Regions from separate parts of the Homo sapiens genome. Here region 2 is linked to region 1. Evidence: chromatin loops called from intact Hi-C (ENCODE). Cell type or tissue: heart left ventricle. All regions are shown on one strand.

Evidence for each region. Hi-C counts contacts between places; a loop is a spot of excess contacts. Peaks named below come from ENCODE experiments on the same cell type or tissue, not always from the same donor. Only the 100,000 strongest peaks of a DNase experiment are listed, where the experiment ranks them.
Region 2: it touches region 1 in a loop (4-fold over the local background); 45 of 110 quality-filtered maps call a loop at or near these places.

The regions. Positions count from the first base shown.
Region 1 is chr15:74,049,265-74,057,264 of GRCh38, reverse strand. No RefSeq gene overlaps it. Among named protein-coding and RNA genes, the nearest start is that of GOLGA6A, 29 kb to the left of the region's middle. In heart left ventricle, a CTCF peak has its summit at 3,027 (motif pointing left); DNase peaks (open chromatin) are centred at 3,024, 4,565, 5,624 and 6,281; H3K4me3 peaks cover 261 bases; H3K27ac peaks cover 3,626 bases.
Region 2 is chr15:74,324,486-74,332,485 of GRCh38, reverse strand. CCDC33 (coiled-coil domain containing 33) reads right to left here. Exons shown (of 19, transcript NM_025055.5): 12 at 2,132-2,297; 13 at 1,735-1,823; 14 at 1,374-1,505; 15 at 1,190-1,283. Among named protein-coding and RNA genes, the nearest start is that of CCDC33-AS1, 8.8 kb to the right of the region's middle. RefSeq lists an enhancer at 3,797-4,298. In heart left ventricle, no CTCF peak of the experiment used is centred here; no DNase peak of the experiment used is centred here.

The DNA of each region.
Region 1 (8,000 bases):
ATCTAAAATGTGGGAATGACAATAATAGTGTCTATTTCACAGAGCTGTTTTGAGGAAAATAATATATGTAAAGCACTGTGAACAGCAGTCAGTGCTATATAAGTGTTTGCTCTAGTTATTTTAACATTTCAGATGATAAATATCTACCCTGTTATTCAGATGACAAGCGTCCCTAAGCTGATAACATGATGAAGAGCTTTTGGGTTTCTTAATTTCCATCAGTTTTGTGAGGGAAAAAATACCACATGAAGAAGAGCAACTGAAGCAGGCGTGAGGAGGAAACTTGGCTTAAGATTGGGGGGCTTGGGGTTATTAGGCTTTCATCTTCTAAAATGTCCTAAGCTCCACTGATAAGAAGACGCTTAGTATCAATCTAGCTAAAAAGGACCAATAGGCCCCAAAAGACACTGAGTTAGAGACAAAAATAGAAGGGTAATAAATGAAATATGGAAAACTACACAACCAGAAAAATAAACAGCTACCAGTACCCAAAACGTGGCTAAATCTCACAGGATTCTGTTGAATGAAAGAAGCCAGCCACAAACGCGCACATACTGAATGATCCCATTTATATGAAGTTCAAGAACAGGCAAAACTAATCCATGGTGACAGAGGTCAGGATCCTGGTTAACTGTGAGGGGACAGCAACTGAGAAGGGGCAAGAGGGAGCCCTCTGTGCTGATGGGAACATCCTGTATCTTGAGCTGAGTGTTGGTTACATGAGTGTGCACATATGTAAATACTATTGAGTTGACTGGGCGTGGTGACTCACACCTGTAATCCCAGCACTTTGGGAGGCCTAGGCAGGTGGATCACTTGAGGTCAGGAGTTCAAGACCAGCCTGGTCAACATGGTGAAACCCCATCTCTACTACCATACAAAAATTAGCCAGGCGTGGTGGCAGGCGCCTATAATCCCAGCTACTCAGGAGGCTGAGGCTGGAGAATCACTTGAACCCGGGAGGCAGAGGTTGCAGTGAGCCAAGATCTTGCCACTGCACTCCAGTCTGGGCAACAGAGCAAGACTCCATCTCAAAAACAAAAAACAAACCAAAAAACGATAGTACAAAGTTGTAACTTTAGGTATATGCACCTCACTGTATGTAAGATACTGTCTTAGTCCATTTGTGGTGTTATAACAAAATATCTGAGACTGGGTAACGGGTAAAGAAAAAAAATGTGTTTCTCACAGTTTTGGTGTCTGAGAAGTCCAAGATCAAGGGGCCAGCAGGCTTGTAGTCTCGCAAGGGCTGCTCCTGCTTCCAAGATGGCACCTTGAACAGTGTCCTAACATGGTGGAAAGGACAGAAAAACAAAAGAAAACAGAGCTAGGTAGTTCCCTCAAGCCCTTTCATAAGGTCACTAACCCCATTCATGAGGGGGCTCCTCCCTTACAGCTTAGTCATCTCCTAGACTCCACCTCTTAATTCTATCACATTGGGGATTAAGTTCCAGTATGAATTTTAAAGGAGACACAATCATTCCAACCATAGCAAATATGCTTTACTAAAAAAAAAAAAAAAAAAAAAAAAAAAAAAGGAATACCTTGTCTCTAAACATAATATTTTAAGAGTTTATATATTTATAGCCCAATTTTCCACTTGCTTAATGACGACGAGTGTCATTCTTAGCTGAGAAAAGTTTCAGTAAATTATTTTTCTCACATTATCTATTAATATCTTATTCAGATAAAACCAAATTTCTAACCTGGATTTTAGGTTAAGACAGGAACCATAGTCATTTGTTGCAATGTGAGAATGACAAGAGAGAGATATTAACTAGCAGAATCCAACTATAAAACTAAATTTAACGGCACAGTTCTCTACTAATGACTCCCCTAGACAAATCATTACTTGGATATCAATGAATCAACTAAAAATGGACGTGAAAACAGTTCGAGTCCTTTTTGCAATGGATGGATGTTTTCAAGACTATTAAGTGAAGAGGGTTCAGAAACAAGGGGATAAATGGCATGCTAATTTGGGGTTGAATGGAGTAATGAGATGATCTTGGAAATACAAGAATCCTGCTTAATGGGACTTGTCTACTTGCAATTCAATAAACCAATATACGTAAATTAAAAGAGACGAAGGAAATGAGCACTCAGAACAAAATTACAGGAATAGGGCCGGGCACAGTGGCTCATGCCTGTAATCCCAGCACTTTAGTAAGCTGAGGCGGGCAAATCACCTGAGGTCAGGAGTTTCTGACCAGCCTGGCCAACGTGGTGAAGCCCCGTCTCTACTAAAAATACAAAAATTAACCAGGCATGGTGGCGCGTGCCTATAGTACCAGATACTTGGGAGGCTGAGGCAGGAGAATGGCATAAAACCAGGAGGCAGAGCTTGCAGTGAGCCGAGATTGCACCATTGCACTCCAGCCTGCACGACAGAGCGAGACTCCGTCTCAAAAAAAAAAAAAAATTACAGGAATACATTTAGCAAAGAGGCACCAAAATTGAGATAAGAGCCACTGTCCCACCTGTGACATCTTCTGACATCTTTCATTCTTGAGTCATGGGGGTTGCAAGCCAGGGAACAGAGTCTTCTGCCTGGAAGCTAAAACCAGGTTTTGGGGTAGGTTCAGAGAGACTGTTCAGACTGAATATGCATGTTGCCAGGTCAAAAATATCCCGATTGCAAGAGCATTTGCAAAGACAATGGTGCTCAGGGAAAGATAATGCTGTGTGTTTAAAAGGGAAAAAAATTAAAAGAATGGAAACAAAGAAGAAAAAGTGACCGGAGGGTAGGGTGACCATATGTTCTGGTTTGCAAGGTACAGCTAAAGTTATGTCTGCTGTCCTCGTGCAATTATTATAGTGCCCCTTTCACTCTCTTAAGTGTCTGGATTTGGATGATAAAGCATATGATCACCCTACCAAAGACAGGAAGTTAGCCAGAAGACCCATGTATCCATTTTAAACGGTGCGGCCTGATCTGTAGTCACGCTCATGCTGCTGCGCAGCTGAGCGCTCTGCACCACCTCTGCCTCGCCCTACCACGCCCTGCCTGGGTCTCCTGGAAGGCTGGAGCGGAACCCACGATCCTGCGCTGCTCTGGTGCCACCTGCAGGTTACATGGGGGAACTGCTTCTCCACCACCCCCACCCCCCTCTACCCCCACCCTCCTCCACCCCCACCCCACTATCCTCCACGCCGCCTCCCCACCCCACCCCAACCCTCGACAGCCATGGACTTGGCCAAAAGACATTCAGAGCAAGTGAAGCCCTGCCTGGGGAGTTGGCTGGAGCCAACAAAAGCCCGCGTTACACAATCAGACCAGCCCACTTTAAACTAACAAAGCCAAGCTCCTCTTCCTACCCACTCCTGTCCTGTCTCATTTTGTAGATGGTAAACTGAAGCCTAATTCAGAATTTTCATTGGCATTGTGTCCAGAAATGGTGGGTTCTTGGTCTCACTGACTTAAAGAATAAAGCCACAGACCCTCGCGGTGTGTGTTACAGTTACACGCCTCGCGGCGTGTCCAGAGTTTGTTCCTTCTGGTGGTGGGCGTTTGTTCTTTCTGGGGGGTTCGTGGTCTTGCTGGCTCAGGAATGAAGCTGCAGACATTTGCCGTGAGTGCTACAACTCTTAAGGTGGTGCTTCTGGACTTGTTCCTTTCTCCAGGGGGGTTGGTGGTCTCGCTGGCTTCCGAAGTGAAGCTGCAGACCTTCGCCGTGAGCCTTACAGCTCATAAAGTCACCGTGAACTGAAAAAGCAAGCGGTAACAAGATTTATTTCAAAGACCAAAAAAAACAAACCCCCACAACGTCAAAGGGAATCTAAGCATCATTGCCACTGCTGGCTGGGGCGGGGGGGGGCGGGGGGGGCAGCCTGCTTTTATTCTCTTACCTGGCCCTACCCACATCCTGCTGATTGGTCCATTTTACAGAGAGCTGATTGGTCCGTTTTGACAGGGTGCTGATTGGTGTGTTTACAATCCCTGAGCTAGACACAAAAGTTCTCTATGTCCCCACTAGATTAGCTAGATACAGAGTGTGGATTGGTGTATTTACAAACCCTGAGCTAGACACAGAGTGCTGATTGGTGCATTTACAAACCTTGAGCTAGATACAGAGTGCCGATTGGTGCATTCACAATCCCTTAGCTAGACATAAAGGTTCTCCAAGCCCCCACCAGAGTAACTAGATACAGAGTGCCCATTGGTGCATTCACAAACCCTGAGCTAGACACAGCGTGCTGATTGGTGTGTTTACAAACCTTGAGCTAGAGACAGGGTGCTGATTGGTGTATTTACAATCCCTTAGCTAGACATAAAGATTCTCCAAGTCCCCACCAGACTTAGGAGCCCAGCTGGCTTCACCCAGTGGATCCCGCACGGGGGCCGCAGGTGGAGCTGCCTGCCAGTCCCGCGCCGTGCGCAGGCACTCCTCAGCCCTTGGGTGGTCGATGGGACTGGGTGCCATGGAGCAGGGGGTGGCGCTCGTCCTGGAGGCTCCGGCCGCACAGGAGCCCATAGCGGGGCGGTGGGGGGAGGCTCAGGCGTGGAGGGCTGCAGGTCCAGATCCCTGCCCCGCGGGGAGGCAGCTAAGGCCTGGCGAGAAGTCGAGCACAGCAGCTGCTGGCCCAGGTGCTAAGCCCCTCACTTGCGGGGGGCTGGCGGGGCCCGCTGGCCGCTCCCAGTGCTGGGCCTGCGGACCATGCCCACCCGGAACTCGCGCTGGCCCACAAGCGCCGCGCGCAGCCCCGGTTCCTGCCTGCGCCTCTCCCTCCACACCTCCCCGCAAGCTGAGGGAGCCGGCTCTGGCCTCGGCCAGCCCAGGAAGGGGCTCCCACCATGCAGTGGCGGGCTGAAGGGCTCCTCAAGTGCCGCCAAAGTGGGAGCCAAGGCAGGGGAGGCCCGAGAGCGAGCCAGGGCTGCCAGCAGGCTGTCACCTCTCAGTAGGATTGTGAAGCATACAGCTGGAGCTTCCCAGGTGACATTCCCCACATCTGTCTTTCCCCTAACACTTTAGGGTAGTGGGGAAGCAAGAGAGCTTAAGCTTACTAAGCTCCTACCGTGTACTGGCCAGAGTGGGCACTTTTCTTTCCAGCCTTGCAATTGATGGGAAATAGGTGATTGTACAAATAGGATACAGGATCAGAGTGGGCTGGCGATGTGCTCACAGTCTCTCAGCTGAAACTGGAATCCAGGAGTCTTTGACTCTAAAGCTAGTGCTCGTTTTGGGTCTCCAGCTTAAGCAATAGTTGCAAAATGCAAAGAGCACCATGAAAATCTAATATTGATCCATGTAAGACTGTATTGCAAACAGAAACATGGAGTGACTTCGTGGGGGGTGACGGCGAGATGGGGAGATTATCTCAGGTCTATGTAACCTGGGAAGTCTCCGAGAAAAATGAATGAAGCATGACTAAGTGCAATTTGTCTGATAAACAAAATCTGTCAGAACGTGGGGCTTTGTGGGTCCTGAGTGAAGGTGAACCCATAGTGCTGGATATTTGCTAAGGTGTTCTTTATAAAATCACTCAGGGCCTCAGTGCCTCCACCTTCTTCATGACCCTAGGTCCACTTGCCTCGGCCTCCCAAAGTGCTGGGATTACAGGCATGAGCCACTGCGCCCAGCTGGTTGGTCTGACTTACTGTGCAATCAATCCACCCTGGGGTCGGCCAGGGCTTTAAGGCTCTAGAACTGTAGGAGATAGTCAGTGCTCCTGAATTCCACCCCCAGGCCTTCTGCACTCAGTCTGAGAGGAATGATTTCAGGAAATCAGACAAGCAACACAGGATTTCACAATATCTCATACTTGTCTGACTGGCTAGCATTTTGGAAAATTTCTGCGGTTAGCTAGCTAGCTTTTGTAATGTGCTTGGCTATCAAGTTTGGGATATTTATAATATTTATAAACTGAATTTAGCACAGTCCAGGCAGCTGGTCTTAGTTTAAGGAAGTTCCTTGAGCCAAGAATGAAGGAATTTTCCCCTCACTTGACAGCAAATGCATTTTGTAAGGGTGAACAGAGACGTCCAAACTTCCTGTTTTTTGTTTTTGTTTGTTTGGTTGTTTCATTTTGTTTTTGTTTGTTTGCTTTTAGTATGGGGAGAATCTGTTGAAATTCTAGACTCTTCTCTCAACAGAGTCTCCACAGGTATTTGCTTTATTCAGGTCCAGCGGGTCTGGAGCTGACATCTGGATTCAGAGACAAAAATAAGTGACGGTACTGGCCCCATTCCTCCCCTAGCCCCAGGCTCAGCCTGTGCCTGTGCCTGGGACCAGGACCAAGGCCACTACAGGCGAGTGTGTTCTCAGAAACCTGGATCTCCATTCCCTTCCATCTCCCTCCATCTGGCCCACCTAGTCTCCACCCACATAGAGGTGCAGCCCGCATCCCACCCACTCCTTCCCGTGACCACTTCTTACCTACATTGTAACGGGGTGGGGCCTTACCCTAAATCATGCATTCTCAACAGAGGCATTATCACCCCACAGAGGATGAAAAGGCAGGGGAGGAAGGGCAGTTGACCATCTTGGCTATTACCATGGTTTCTGACCCTCCAAAGGCTCACAGTCCATACATATGTCCATGTAAGGAAGAAGTAAAACCATCTCTATTCGCAGATGATGCGATCTTGTATCTAGAAAATCCTATGGAATGTACAGTGTATCTATGGTATTAAAATTTCATACAGGGAGGCACAATTGGGAAAAGATGCTAAAAATGCTCCTTAAGAGGACAATAATAATAATTATAAAAAGGTCCAGAAACACTGCCCTAAATGAAAAAATTAAAATGAAAGTTCAAGCACAGGGATGAGAAGGTGGGGGTAGCTTCCAGAGACCTGCCTTCTGCATCACCTGAGACTGACAACTCAGGAGAGCACAGAAAGGAGAGAAGGAGAGACCAGGCAGCCTGTCCCCCAACACGTGGCCATGCGCTCCATGATGTAGGCCACAGATGGTGCCAGTCTAGACACAGGCTCCCCGCAGGCAAATCCCAGCTCTGCCACATACAAGTTTAATGACCCTGACGAGGTACTCAGCCTTGCTGCCCTGCTGTGCTCCTCTGTAGGAGGAAGATGGGCTGTAACCACATAGGACAGTTGGGAAGATTAAAGGTTACTTGTGCTAAATGGTGAAATCGTGTCTGGTACCCAGTTGTCTTACCTGGTTGTCCCATGCTCTCCCTCCTGGGCAGGATTGCCCACTCCTCAGTCCCTCCAATCCGATTGGTGTACATTGACCTTGTTGGAGTTGTGAGCTCAGGCAGAGCCCCTGCCAGGTGCTTCTAGAAGAGGATTTGGGGGAAAAGGCAGATTGAACTTGGGGTGCCTATTAGGGGGTCGAGAAGCTCCTGCCCATCTGTTCACAGTTCCATGGACTTTTCAGTTACTAAAGTCACAAAGACTTGTGGCCTGAAGAGTGACTTTAACTCCATTTCTAACTAAATTCCTAACTCACCCCAATTCTAACTCAATTCCTAATTCCTAAGGTTTATTCTCAACCTTAAGCACCAAATGTGCCCCTCCATCTGATCTAATCCCAAATCCTAACCTGGGGCCTCCCCTGAACTTTAGCTCTAACCCTCACCCCGATTCTAAGCCCACCCCATCCTTACCCCAGTTCTAACTTGGGCCCTATCCTTAGCTGTGGAGCTCACCCTAAGTCCACTGGTAACCCAGTATTTCCCCAAATTAACAGGCCATTCACTTCCACAGTCATAAGTTTTCCTCTACCTGTGTCCCTTCCGAGTGTGGAGTTACTTACTATTTGTCCTAAGTGGATCTTTAAAGAATTCCACTTCAGCATCATTCTGAGCAACTAGATCCCAGAAATCACAATTTTTTTTTTTTTTTGAGATGGTGTCTCACTCTGTTGCCCAGGCTGGAGTGCAGTGGCACAATCTCAGCTCACTGCAGCCTCTGCCTCCCGGGTTCAAACAATTCTCCTGCCTCAGCCTCCCGAGTAGCTGGGCCTACAGGTGCACACCACCACACCCGGTTAATTTTTTGTATTTTTAGTAGAGAGAGGGTTTCACTGTGTTAG
Region 2 (8,000 bases), 280 kb before region 1:
GTTCTCTCTAACTCCTCATTTGTCTTCAGTGTATTTCAGCTCCTCACCTCTCTCTCTTCCTCCCTTCTCTGATCCTGGAATTCTTCTCACTCCCTGGGCCTTTGATCTGGCTGTTTCCCCTCCCTAGGTTGCCTTCTCAGTCTCATCCAGACTCCTGGATGACCTCAGGCTTCCTGAAAGGCCAGCCCAGCTTTCATTGCATTCTAAAGGCTCCTAGAAACACCCTCCTGCCCCTGAGACCCTCAGCGGTGAAGGCTAAGCACAGGGCTGGGCACACAGGGGCCCTGGGTGAGGTTGCACAGGCAGGCTCAGGGAAATCCCTTGCTTTGGGCTGGCCTGATATGGTGTTACCTGGTCCTTTCTGCTTATCAGAGGCTGATTGGCAGTTTTAGGTGGCTTTTGGTTAATATCGATGGGGAAGAAAACCTCCAAATCATTTATTTATTTATTTATTTTGAGGCGGAGTCTCCCTCTGTCACCCAGGCCGGAGTACAGTGGCACAATCTTGGCTCACAGCAACCTCTGCCTCCTGGGCTCAAGTGATTCTCCTGCCTCAGCCTCCCAAGTAGCTGGGATTATAGGTGCCCGCCACCATGCCCAGCTAATTTTTGTATTTTTAGTAGAGATGGGGTTTCACCATGTTGGCCAGGCTGGTCTTGAACTCCTGACCTCAAGTGATCTGCCCTCCTCGGCCTCCCAAAGTGCTGGGATTACAGGCATGAACCATTGCGCCTGGCCCCAGATCATTGATTTAATCAAAGTATTTTTGTTTGTTTGCTTTGCAGAGGCAGAATCTTTGGCGGTATGGGGAAATAATTCGACGGATCCTGGGGCTAGGAGCTGGGAAGTGTTGCCCCAGGTGGCCCTTCTTCAGGGGAAGGCCCTCTCTGCTGTGCTAGTCTGCAGGGCCCTCCTCTGGAGGTCCACCCTCTTTCTAGCCTGGCTCACACTGCATCCCAATTGTGTTCTGAGGGGCTTCCAGGGAAGGAGGGAGCTCAGGGGATCTCTGGATGGGGCGCCTGAATGAGGAGGGGAGCAGGGCAATCCTGGGTCTCCCAGGCCCACAGACATAACTGAGTGCAGGGGACCTCTTCGCAGGTTCTCCTGAAGCTGAGAGGCTCCAGGAAGGCAGGGCCTCCAGGGGTGGAGCAGAAGCTGGGGAGCTGATCACATCAGGGTGTGGACCCACCCGTGTAGGGCTTTCCCTGCTGCCTGTTCAGAGGAGGGGGCTTGCTCCTGTCCTGCAGCCTGTCCTCCAGCACCCGCTCCATCTTCTCGATCACCTGGAGAGCAGAGCAGAGGCTGGGCTGGCCCAGGGGCTCCCTACTCTGCCATCATCAGTTGGCCTCGGGGGCAGCCCCTCTGCCACCTGCCTTCTCTTGGTGCCGCACAGTCTCCTCCAGCGCCTTCATCTTCTGCAGCTTGCCCTGGTACTGCTTCAGCAGAGCGGCCTGTGGCTGCTGGGCCTGATACAGAAGGAGCAGCTCCTTCTCTCGATCATTCTTCTGTGAGATGGGGGAGGAGAGAAGGGGAGAGAATGGGTGCCTGGGAGTCCACCTTGGCCCTGAGGGTCCACCTCGGCCCCTCTGCTGAATCCTCCACCAGGCTGGTCCCCCTTTCTTCCGTGCTTCCATTCCCTCTGTGCCTGTTCTCCCTTCTCCTCCCAGACTCTTCTCACCCCGATGCTCCCCCACCATAGCTCCCTCCCCTCTGCCCCCACAAGCCCCAGCTCACTCGAATCAGCTCATTCTGCAAATGCTGCACCCTGTCCCTCAGTTTCTTCATATCCAGCTCACTCAGCAGCAGTTTCTGCTTCATGGACACTGTTAGGTGGGTTGGGGAGCTGGCTCAGGGAGGAAGCCTCTCCCAGCTCAAATCAGCATGGTCAGTAGCAGGAAGGCAGATATCCCTTGGCCCGAGGGCTTGGGACGGGACTGGATTCTCTGTTTCCCATCCCTGAGAGGACCCAGCTGGGCAGGGACTGTGTGAGTGTCTGTGGGCGAGGGGCTCCTATTTGCCAGAGTCCAGCAGCATGCACATCTGGGAGAAGCTCCCAGCCACCCTATTGCACAACCTGGAGCCTGGGCCCAGGCAGAAGCCCGGGTGCCCTTGGTGGCCTGCACATCCTCACCCGTGTTCTGGGCCTCACTGGCTTTGCCCTGCCCCTCTTCCTCCTCCTGCTGGGCCAGGCGGCTCCTCAGTATGCGGTTCTCTCCTTCCAGGATGCTGGCCTGTCTCCGCAGAGACAGGATGTCCTCTGCCATCTTCTGCATGGCCCGCCGGTAGTTGTTCATCTCCTGTGGATCCCAGAGCCCAGAGCTGAGCCCACTGCCCCATAGCAACCCTGGTCCCACATCCACATCTACACTTGAAAGTCAGTGGGTCCCCCACAAGGCCAGTGAGCACCAGGAGCCCCAAGCCATGGCCCTAAGTCTTAGCAGCTCCCTGGAAGGGTGGTTATGACTTGATCCTCACCCATCCTGGCCATGTGAGGGCAGCCACACTAATGTTCTCTCCCCGGGGCCACATCACGTCCTGTGATACCAACTCAGGGGGAAACCCCAGGTGTGGACACAGGGGAGGAGGCCTATGGGCAATGGAGACTTGAGAAGATCCAGGGCCAGGTTTGCAGGGTCTGGCTCGATCATAGCTATTTCTTCACCTTTTCCCTCCTCCTTCCCCATCTTCTAACTCCTCTCATTCCTCACGTCACTGAGAACCCAGGGAAGAACCTCTCAGAAATCCCACTGGATGCCACTTGGAAGGTGACTGGGCATCAGCCCTCCAAACAGCTCAGTAGTCAGAGGACCCAAGGTCACCCTGGGAGACCCAGGTTAGAGCTTAGTGGAGGCTGGGATCCAGCTACAGGATGTGGGGTATGAGGTGGGGCTGGGGGCTGGAGTCAGCCATGAGGTCAGGAACAACAGCAATCCTAATGTCTGATGCTCATTGAGCATTCACTGTGTTCCAGGTCTTCTTCTAAGCTTTTTATGTGCCCTCCCTCAGTCCTCTCATCAGACCTGCGTGGATAGGTACTATTATCTCCGTTATACCAATGCGGAAACCAAGGCCCAGAGAGGTGAGTAACTTGCTCAGTTACAAGACTGATTAGTGATAGAGCCAGGGTCTGAAATCCAGGCCTGCAGGGACTTGAGCCTCTGTTCTGAAGAGCCGTGCAATTCTGCCATGAGGCCTCCATATGTGGACACTTCACAATACGCTGAGAAGTGATAAAAGCAGGCTACAAAAAGGAATGATCAGTGCAATCCCCAATCGAGAGAAAAAATCATGCCTGCCCATGTGCATGTATATATATATATATATGAAAATTAATAGGCTATATTTATATGCATTTGTTTTATAAGCAGAAATTCCCTACTGTTATTTATAAAGTTTCACAAAGGGAGTTTCTTAAATCTGAACAGCACAAAATAGAAAAGGATCGTGCAGTGGCACCATCATAGCTCACTGCAACCTCGATGTGAAGCCAGAGAGGTCTGGATGGAGGAACAGCAGGTGGGAGCTGGGATGGGGGAGGAAATGGGCATGGGGAAGTGAGTTTGCTCCTGCGTTTGCTGAGCCCCTGTGGCTGTGGGCTTCCTGAAGCTGTGGGAGGCTGTGTACATACGGGTGGGGACTCACACCTCCAGGAAGCAGAGCTCGGCCCCCAGCAACCACCTGGGCCTCATGCTGACTGCGGATATGGCCTGCCTTCTCAGCCACTGCCTCCCACCTGCTGCATGGCAGGCCATGGCTTCGAGAGCAGGGGTCTCCTGGCAGCAGGGGCCCACCAGACACCACTTGTCACCTGCCACTGTCTAGCCTTCTGGTTGGGCTCCCTCTAATTGCACCAGTGCCAGGTTCATCTCTCCAGCACTTGCCCCTGTTGAGTTCCAGGTCTTGGCTCCTCCAGATCTGCCCATCTGGTGTCCTCGGACAGCATTGTTAATGGAGAGACTCTGTCTAGAGACCACACACACACAGGGCTTTGCAGTCAGGCCCAGATCAGCAGGCCAGCTTGGCCACTCACATGCAGTGTGAGTTCAGCCAGGCCCCTTCACCTTTCTGAGCCTCAGAGTCCTCACACGGAGATGCCTGGTGTTGCTGTGAGGCTCAAGAGTTGGTGCGTGAAGCCCCTGCCCAGGCAGGTATAATTTGGAGGCTGCTGCTCTCCTCCACACCCATTTCTATTCTAATCACTGCTTTAATCAACAGGTCAGACCCCTTCCTCTTCCTCCTTGCTGCCCCCAGAGCTCCCAGGCCCTTCCTTTGCTGTGCTCTAAATCTTCAGTTTATGGCAGCCCATTACTGATGGGGGACTGACCAAAGGAAGCACACGATATTTTGGCAAAGGAAATTTGGCCCCTTCTTTCTTTGCCCAGCCTGGTTCAAGCTCTTAGCATATCTGCCCTGGACAATTACAGCAGCATCCAAATGGGTTTTCTTGGCTTCCAGCGAAACACGCACACACACATCCAGGAAAATGCATGCAGGGATGCTCACTGCAGCACAGCTTGTGGTCTTATATGAGGGCATGCTCAGTCTCTGCACCACAGGCTGTGGTCACAAAGGATGACCCAGATTTTATTATACTGACACACAGAGATGGCCACGCTCTATTGTGAAAGGAAAGTGCATGTGGCAAATTAATACGATCCTGTCCATAACCGGGTTGTGAGCATGCTCATGGAGTGAGTCCTGGGGGAGGGGGCTGCCAGTTCCTCAGCCCACCCCATGGGTCTGATCACCCCCTCTTCTCATTCAGAGGGTCATTTTTTCTAAGACCCTCCTGTTCTCCAACTCAGCTGTTTTGGGGCATGAGCAGAGCTCTGTTATTTTTATTTTTGTTTTGTGACGGAGTCTCACTCCATCACCCAGGCTGGAGTGCAGTGGCACAATCTTGGCTCTCTGCAAACTCTGCCTCCCAGGTTCAAGCCATTCTCTGGCCTCAGCCTCCCAAGTAGCTGGGACTACAGGCGTGCACCACCACGCCCAGCTAATTTTTGTCTTTTTAGTAGAGATGGAGTTTCACCATGTTGGTCAGGCTAGTCTCGAACTCCTGACCTCAGGTAATCTGCCCGCCTCAGCCTCCCAAAGTGCTGAGATTAGAGGAATGAGCCACCGCACCTGGCCCAGAGCTCTGTTATTAACACCTCGCTTTGACAGACAAAGAAAGCTGGGGCCCAGAGCGAGGAAGGAGATGGAGGGAGAGCATGGCTTCTGGTGAGGCCGCGTCCCTGTCTCAGTCAGACGGTCCCTGCTGGACTCCACTCCTCGGAGACTAGTCCTATAGGCCTCCACAGGTGCCTATCCCCCTCCCCCACCAAGCCTGGCTGCTCTCTGAGAGAGAGGGCTCCCCCAGGGCATGGAGAGGGATCTCGGCCCTGGCTTACCCCTCAGTCTGTATGCTCTCTTCCCTCTACATCTGTGGGAAACTGAAGGACCTGCTTTCCCTCCTCGGCTTCCCCCACCCGCACAGCAGTGACCTTGAGCAGCACAGCTGGTCTGGGAGGACACTGCCTGCAGATGAGCAGCCCTGACCACTCCCTACAGCCTGGAGCTGGGCCTCCCCAACCCCCAGGGCCATGCTCTGCGTCACAGCCCAGCCTTGAGAACAGGAAGGACACCATGGCCCAGATTCCTGTTGTGGTCCTGCTGACTCCCCTGCTCCAATCCCTCCCCTCCAGCCCCCTCCCCACTTTCCAGTCTGCTGGGGGAGGGTCAGGCACCAGCCACTTCCCTGTCTTGTCCCTAGGCTTAGCCTCCTCTAGAAGGACTGACTCCAAAGCCATTGTGCCTAAGGCTAGTGCCCACTGCATTCTCCTCACCCATTGACACTGCGCTTTCCCCATCCAAGACCCAGCTATCAGATCCTGCCCAGGTGAGAAATGTCAGGTGTCCTTGGGTTTGAATTGCCCCACTGCCACTGAGCGCTGGTGGCCTTTGCTGCACCGACACCTTCGCTTTGGCTCTGGAAGGGAGGCTGTTCTCTGAGCCTTAGCGTCCTCATCCGTGGAATGGGAAAATCACCCCACCCCAAGGGGGGTTGCTGTGGAGAGAGAGGGGGCATGAACAGTGCCAGCCCAGGCTCTGGCACACAGGGTGCCTGGCAACAGCATCTCTTTTTCCTCCACCACCTTCTGAGTGCTTTCTTGTTTTCCAAGATGGAGACTTACTCTGTCACCCAGGCTAGAGTGCAGTGGCATGATCATAGCTCACTGCAACCTCGAACTTCTGGGCTCAAGTGGTCCTCCTGACTCAGCCTCCCAAGTAGCTGGGACTACAGGTGTGTGCCACCATGCCTGGCTAATTTTTAAATTTTTTGTAAAGATGGGGCCTTGCTATGTTGCCCAGGCTGGTCTTGAACTCCTAGCCTCAAGAGATCCTCCTACCTTGACCTCCCAAAGTGCTGGGATTATAGGCATGAGCCATTCTGCCTGCCGTCGCACTTTTAATGGTTCTTATTATAACCCTGGGCAGTGGGCACAGAAGATATGATGATGTGACTACTTTCATTGTATAGAAACTGAGGACCAGTTCCCACGAAGGAGGAGGAATGGCGATTGTCTTTGTTTTTATGCTGGGAGTGGGGAGAAGGAGGAGCTGGGTTAGGGAGGGTGTGTTGGGGGTAAGGTACCTGCAGGGCCTTGGGTGCAGGAGGCCTAAAGAGGGTAATGCTTAACCCTTACCCACCCCCCGCAAAAAAATAAGAAGTGCTTCTGGCAGAATCTGAGGCACTGCATCCAATGACACCTGTGGCTACTTAGGGTCCTTATAAACTCATTGTAAAATGGGGAAGCTGAGATTGGAAGTAGTGTTCCCAAGGTCACAGAGACTCAGTGTAAAGGCTACATTGGAAGCAGCACAGTCATCAGCAGTTGCTGAAGGCCATGTCCACACTGGGGCCATGGAGCCCAGACCAGCCCAGACCGTCCCTGCTTGTGATGGTCTCCCATCTACACCAAGGAGATGGCAGTGACATCTGTGACAGAGGAGAGCTTACAGGAGTCTCTTTTCCTAGCCCCAGGTCTAGGAAGCCTTCCTGGAGGTGGTGATAGCCTGAGCTCACTCTAGGAGGGTGAGCAGGTGTTACCCGGGGTAGGGGAGAGGGCTCTTGGGCAGAGGAGACACTGTGGCAAAGGCAGGGAGGAGAGAGAGTGTATGATCAGGAACAAAGTCGGTGACTTCCTGGAGGGCAGAGTGCTGGTTGGGGAGTAAGTAGGGGTGTGGCCAATCTCAGGAGCTTGGATTCCATCCTGCAGGCCAGTGAAGGGCCTAAGCTGGAGGGGGTTTGTGGCAAGATGCCTCAGGCCACCAAGATGGACAGAGAAATGAATGGAGGCCCAGAGCAGGGAGCCAGGGACCCTTGCTGGGTGGAGGCAGACCAAGGAGGACTCAGCATGACAGAGTGAAGTGAACAACGAAGAGGAGGGTTGGGGATGGCAGAGCAGGAGGTTGGCAGGGGGCTAGGGTCTTTGGGTGGAGGAGGTGCATGCCTGTAGTGTGGAGGAGGAGGAGGTGGGGGAGGAGGGGGAGGAGTGGGAGAAGTCTGGGGCCTTTTGGTAGAGGTGCATGCCTGGAGTGGGAAGGAGGAAGAGGGGAGAAGGAGGAGGTGGGGGATGAGGAGAGGAGGAGCTGGGGTCTTTGGGTGGAGGAGGCGCAGGTCTGGAGTGGGAAGGAGGGGGAGCTGGGTTGGGGGAGGAGCGTGTTAGGGGTGAGGTACCTGCAGGGCCTCAGGTGCAGGAGGCCAGCAGTGGCTGATGGTGATCAAGCCTGGAGTGAATCCTGGTGGGGGACAGGTGGCAGGACAGCCCTGGTTCCATTGGAGCCTTGGGAAGGGAGCAGATTTTCAGCGTCTGGCAACTGTGGAGTGAGGAGGGGGTTCAAGGACAAGGGGTGGTAGGAGAGGAGCTCTCAGGACTAGCGCAATTGCCAGAGAGGTAGGAGGAAAAGCGGCGAGAGCAGGCTGGCAAGAGGGCTTCAAAAGGAGGACAACCACC